Linked DNA regions of Homo sapiens: region 2 is linked to region 1. The links are chromatin loops, found by intact Hi-C in ENCODE. Cell type or tissue: chondrocyte. All regions are shown on one strand. Links, peaks and the distances in the headings refer to the core of each region. The heading gives the core; the rest is flanking DNA. Region 1 has its middle 3.1 kb from the start of MAP1A. Region 2 holds the start of ELL3 (elongation factor for RNA polymerase II 3).

What was found. Hi-C counts contacts between places; a loop is a spot of excess contacts. Peaks named below come from ENCODE experiments on the same cell type or tissue, not always from the same donor. Only the 100,000 strongest peaks of a DNase experiment are listed, where the experiment ranks them.
Region 2: a loop joins it to region 1, with 2.1 times the contacts of the local background. A loop is called at or near these places in 5 of 110 quality-filtered maps.

What each region holds. Positions count from the first base shown.
Region 1 is chr15:43,513,072-43,515,976 of GRCh38, forward strand. It overlaps a transcript of MAP1A not described here. Among named protein-coding and RNA genes, the nearest start is that of MAP1A, 3.1 kb to the right of the region's middle. In chondrocyte, for the core only: CTCF peaks have their summits at 1,614 (motif pointing left) and 1,815; no DNase peak of the experiment used is centred there.
Region 2 is chr15:43,776,318-43,779,193 of GRCh38, forward strand. ELL3 (elongation factor for RNA polymerase II 3) reads right to left here and starts at 649. Exons shown (of 11, transcript NM_025165.3): 1 at 453-649; 2 at 192-227. The coding sequence starts at 584. It also overlaps a transcript of SERF2 not described here. RefSeq lists enhancers at 90-618, 112-161, 772-981 and a silencer at 602-711. In chondrocyte, for the core only: CTCF peaks have their summits at 1,234 (motif pointing left) and 1,435; DNase peaks (open chromatin) are centred at 459, 790 and 1,122.

The DNA of each region.
Region 1 (2,905 bases), core at 178-2,677:
TAATCCCAACACTTTGGGAGGCTGAGGCGGGGAGATCACCTGAGGTCGGGAGTTCGAGGCCAGCCTGACCAACGGAGAAACCCCGCCTCTACTAAAAAATACAAAACTAGCTGGGCGTGGTGGTGCATGCCTGTAATCCCAGCTACTCAGGAGGCTGAGGCAGGAGAATCGCTTGAACCCGGGAGGCAGAGGTTGCAGTGAGCCAAGATCGTGCCATTGCACTCCAGCCTGGGCAACAAAAGTGAAACTCCATCTCAGGAAAAAAAAAAAAAGAAAAAGGAGCTAGGCATCTAGTCATGTTACTGGAAAATGTTGACACACCAATCCATCAGCTTAGTGGAATATAAAATCCATCCAGGTCAACAGCCACTGCAACTGAATGATTGAATTCATGTCTTATACAGATAATTCTCAATTACTCAGTATAGTAGTCACCTTTCCTTAATTATCTCTCCTCCTTTTCCACTGCTCCTAACTGCCAAATCTTTGATCACTTCCTGATCACTGATACTTATAGATGCTGCTAGGAAGTTGGAGAAAATAAGGCTAATATGACTAAAGCTCCATTAGCCTAGGAATATATACAGCAATTTTATATTAATATATGTGAGGCTGACATCTTCCTGATGTGACTGGCTTCCTGTAAAGCAGGCTACTCACTCTTTTGAGAATGTTTCTGTTTAGAATTACTCATGTCATGGCTTCCTCCATTTATCCCTAATGATGAAAATCGGCAGTTTTACCACTTAGTACTCCTAGGAGCTTTGGTGAAAGGCCAGATACAGGGATGACAGAGGATGAAATTAATGACTGAACAGAAGTTTGGGGATTATCTGCTGATGTTAATAATTCACACTGAATGCTCTAACCTTGTCCTTTTGGCTACAGAGACTTGAGAGTAGGCTGCTTTCTGGAATAATGTAAGAAATGAAAAGAAGTTAAACCAAAGTACTTAGCCATTCTTCAGATTAAGATGCAGCGATACTTGGGAAGACACTTACAGAGAGAACATAGTTATTCTCAGGCACTTCTTAGAAATGAGCATTGATATATAAACACCTACTAGGCCCTTTCCATCAAAGAGTTTGTCTGTGGTGTCCTCAAGGAGCTTAGGGCCATGTACCCTAGATCAGAGCTTACTTTGGCATACTGCATATTTTTAGGTTTGGACATTTTTATCATGGTCTGTCTATGTCACAGGAGAATAGTAGAGAATTTCCTGGAAAAACCCACACAGCTCAAGACAGCCACAGCCCCACCCCTGCTGGCTCCTCTTTCAGCTGTCCCCACAAACAACAGTCAGCCCAGAGCAGCTGCAGACACTGCCCCTCCCTCCAGCCTTCTGTTAGTGAGGACGCAAAGGGGACCAGGCAGCTGGGATGAGCTCAAGGGGATATGCTAGTGCCTTATGGCTTGACTACCCCACAGGCTGGGCCACCATTCCTATCACCTATCCTCAAGCCCTGGGCCAAAATGCTGAGAAAGCAGACAAAAATGTATCCTACAGTGACAAGGAGAGTGCACTTATTCCTAGGCACTGCCCCCTCCACATTGACATACCCACACACAGAAAAGAAGGGACCCTCTGATAAAGAGTCAGTGGCCCAGCTCCTTCTAGTGGTCAAGTCTGGTAAAAGCTTTCAAAGGTGATTTTTGCACCAGGTAGTCTCTCCAGTGGTGACTTTCTAACCCCTACAAAAAATCTGGATCTTCCGAGCATTCTAATACAAATTCAGAAACAATTAGGACAGTGGAAAACTGAGTTTCAATAACTCTCTGATTCTTTTACTATTGGATACCTATAGGAAATAGAAGGGGGCTTATAATTCATAACTAATATTCTAAGACTCTAAAAAACACAGGGCCGGGCATGGTGGCTTATGCCTGTAATCCCAGCACTTTGGGAGGCCGAGGTGGGTGGATCACTTGAGGTTAGGAGTTTGAGACCAGCCTGGACAACATGTTGAAACCCTCTTCTACTAAAAATACAAAAATTAGCCGAGGGTGGTGGTGCACACCTGTAATCCCAGCTACTCGGGAGGCAGGAGAATTGCTTGAACCCAGGAGACAGAGGTTGCAGTGAGCTGAGATCATGACATTGCAGTCCAGCCTGGGCGACAGAGCTAGACTCCATCTCAATAAATAAATAAATAAAAATACAGGCTGAGGGACCAGTCTGGAGGCCTTCGGTCTGACTCTCCATTTCCACTGACGGACTTAGGAAGTGATAGCTCTATTACTTCTACCAATACAACAGTTACCCTGAATTAATACAGCAGCTCATTAACCCCTGGAACCGGGGTCTGCATTGCTGTCTGAAATGGGAAAGCAAGGACATGAATAGGACTTCAAATCTCATACTGCAGGCATCTTTAGTTCTGGGTTTACCTGGGAGCTAAGAGTACTCCAGAGTTGATCTGGTCTGAGATCCTGATTTATGATTTCCTTGATCACCTAGATGACCTCTCAGAAATCTTCCACAAAAGGGAGAAAGACTTCCAGTGGCATTTGTACATTGCAGATTTGGAAGTCTAGGAATGAAGAAGCTTTTTTTTCATCTTTTATACAATTCAAACCTCACAGCATTATCGGAGGATGGTACTAATATTATACTCATTTCATAGTTTATGAAGTAGGCTCTGAGAGAGGTTAAGTCTCTTGTTTAGCAGCATGATTAGTAAAATGGTGGATCAAGTCTCAAATCCAGGGTTTCATATCTTACTTTGTAGCTCAGCTCAAGCCTCTCTTTCTTCTTTGGCATCTCACCATTTCATTGCAGCAGAGCCTAGGAATACAGCAGGTGGAGAGTTGGTTGTGGTGGGTAGCTGTTCAGAGGGTGAAGGCTGAAGGAAAACTCCACTGTGAGTTGGCACCATGCCCAGGGTGTGGCCCTTGGGGGTGGCAG
Region 2 (2,876 bases), core at 1-2,500, 260 kb after region 1:
ACAGTCCCCTCAAACCACAGCCCCCTGGGACAACCCCAGCAGCCTCCTCGCCCCACTTGGAGTTCAGTTATCGGAACTACCTCAGACCGTGACTACTCGCAGCCTCCGGCCCCGACCGCACCTTCCACCTCCAGCCCACGTTTATGCTCCCTCGCCCTCACCTCGCTCACACACCCTGAGCTCGCACTTACCCCTCGGTGGCCTTGGAAAGCAATCACCGGCCGTACCTGCGGGGAGAGCGAAGATGTGACCGTTGAGCGCAGGTGAAGCAGTGTCCCCAGGATCCGGCGTCCGGAGCCCGGGATCACCTGCCTAGCGGGCTTCACTTGGAGAGGTGGGGAGGCCAGAGCTTGCGGAAGCCGCTCCCTCTCCCCTGCACCTTCTCCAGGGTCGCCGGCTGAGGCCCAAGGTCCCTAGGGGCAGTGACTAGAGAAGAAGGGGGCCGGCCGTACCTGTTGCCGCTGACACTCTTGCAGCGCCCGCAGGGCAGCGTCGTTGAGCCTGAGCAGTAAGAGGCTAGTCCGGGCAGCTTGCGTGAAGCAGAGCCGGAGCTGTCCTCTCAGAGGCTCCTGGAGCTCCTCCATGGCGACGAGTTCGAGTGCAAGCAGCACGGGGGCCACAGGCGAGGGCCACCACCGCCACCTCCTCTGTTCAGGGTTTGGTTGGCACACCCGGTAACCCACGTCTGCCCCACCCTCCGCCAGGAACCCGCCCCCGGCCCCACCTCCCGCCAGCGCCACCCCAAGCTTTCCCAGCCGCGTGGGCGGCGCTTCGCTCTCCCCGGCCAACCGCCCGGACCTCGGCGCTTTCTTCTAGGATCCGCATGAATCGCTTTGGGCTATCGGAAGAGCTATCCCCAGTTCTCGGGAGAAAGAGTCCGCGACCAGCGTCTGACCTCTCACTCAGAGTCCCCAGTCCTGCCTTAGTTTCCCCAGCGACCCTGAATTTGGAGTTGCTGTCTCTAAGTGAAAGCTGAACCTGCAACCCCTTGAGGGTTTCAGCCGCAGAGGGGCGGGAGAAAGGGCCTGGTTGGTAGGCGGGCTCAGCGGTTCGCGCCCAGTTAGCCCCGAGCTTCGGAGACCCGAGAGACCAGAGGATGGCTGACACGAAGGGGCACCCGAGACAGCGCCTGGGCTTTTTCCCGCCCGCGGTTCCACCGCTCTGAAACCGATTTCTAACAGAGAGGTAATTGGGGCCCTGCGGTTGTGGTGGCAGCAGTGAAAGTTGGCTGTCACCGACTGGAGCGCCCCCAGTTGGTGGGCAGGGATACGGGCGCGGGTAGTGGCAGGAAAGTTGCAGGGCAGAGAGCCAGAACCCAGTCCTAGGTCTCACCTCGTGGCCTAAACACGCGTCAGAGTGGTGAGACCGCTCCCTGAGGAGGGCCAGGAGCTGCCATGAAGTCGCCAGGCATTCCAGAGGGCCAGATCCTGGTGCACTGAGACCCCAGCACCAACCTCTGGCCAGCCCTTGGTGTCTCCACTTGTTCCTGTTTGATTATGTTTCCCAAGAGCCCCGATGTTGTCCTGTTTCCTAAACAGGATCCCTCTGTTAAATCCCTGGACCTGCACAATCCCCGGGAACCTTAACGTCCTCTACTACAAATAAAATTACCTATACATTTGTCAAAACTCATAAAAAAAAAATACATTTTTTTTTTTTTTTTTGAGACGAAGTCTTGCTCTGTCGCCCAGGCTGGAGTGCAGTGGCACGATCTCCGCTCACTGCAAGCCCCGCCTCCTGGGTTCACGCCATTCTCCTGCCTCAGCCTCCCGAGTAACTGGGACTACGGGCACCCACCACCACGCCTGGCTAATGTTTTGTATTTTTAGTAGAGATGGGGTTTCACCGTGTTAGCCAGGATGGTTTTGATCTCCTGACCTCGTGATCCACCCGCCTCGGCTTCCCAAAGTGCTGGGATTACAGGGATGAGCCACCGCGCCCGGCTAATACACATAAAATTTGTATGTAAATTATACTTCAATAAAGTTGATCTTTAAAATCTGTGCTATTTCTGTTTCTCTGCGGCAATATCCTAATCTGATAAACAGTTGTGGTAATGGATAAAGCTGGTCTCTTAGCTGGGCATGGCGGTGCATGCCTGTAGTCCCAGCTACTCAGGAGGCTGAAGCAGGAGGATCGCTTGAATCCATGAATCAGGTTGCAGTGAGCCATGTTTTCGCCACTGAACTTCAGCCTGAGCAACAGAGAGAGACCCTGTCTCAAAAAAAGAAAAAAAGGCCAGGCGCGCTGGCAGATTCCATCTCAAAAAAAAAAAAAAAAAAAAAAAAAAAAAAAAAAGAGGCTGGGTGCGGTAGCTCATGCCTGTAATCCCAGCACTTTGGGAGGCTGAGGCAGGTGGATTACCTGAGCTCAGGAGTTCGAGACCACCCAGGGCAACATGGTGAAACCCTGTCTCTACTAAAACTACAAAAAAATTAACCAGGTGTGGTGGCGCACACCTGTAGTCCCAGCTACTTGGGAGGCTGAGGCAGGAGAATCGCTTGAGCCCCAGAGGTGAATGTTGCAGTGAGCTGAGATCACGCCACTCCACTCCAGCTTAGGCTGGAGTGAGACTCCATCTCAAAAAGAAACCTGAGTTTTGCTGAATACGGGGACAGAGAAATGGGAGTCATGGTGGAGGAAATAGGATCAAGAAAAAGTTTTAAGATGGGAGAAATAGCATGTTCCATGTTGACGGAAATAATTTTTAGAACATCTCCAAAATTTTGATGGTGTAGGAGATTTACTGCAGTAGTGCCCTTGAATAGGTTTGAGGTCATGAGATCTATTCAGGATTAGCTAAAGCCTAAAGGTAGGAGTGTGGGCAGTTCGTTTATGGTAACAGGCCACAGGCAGAGAAGGTGGGTGTAAGTGTA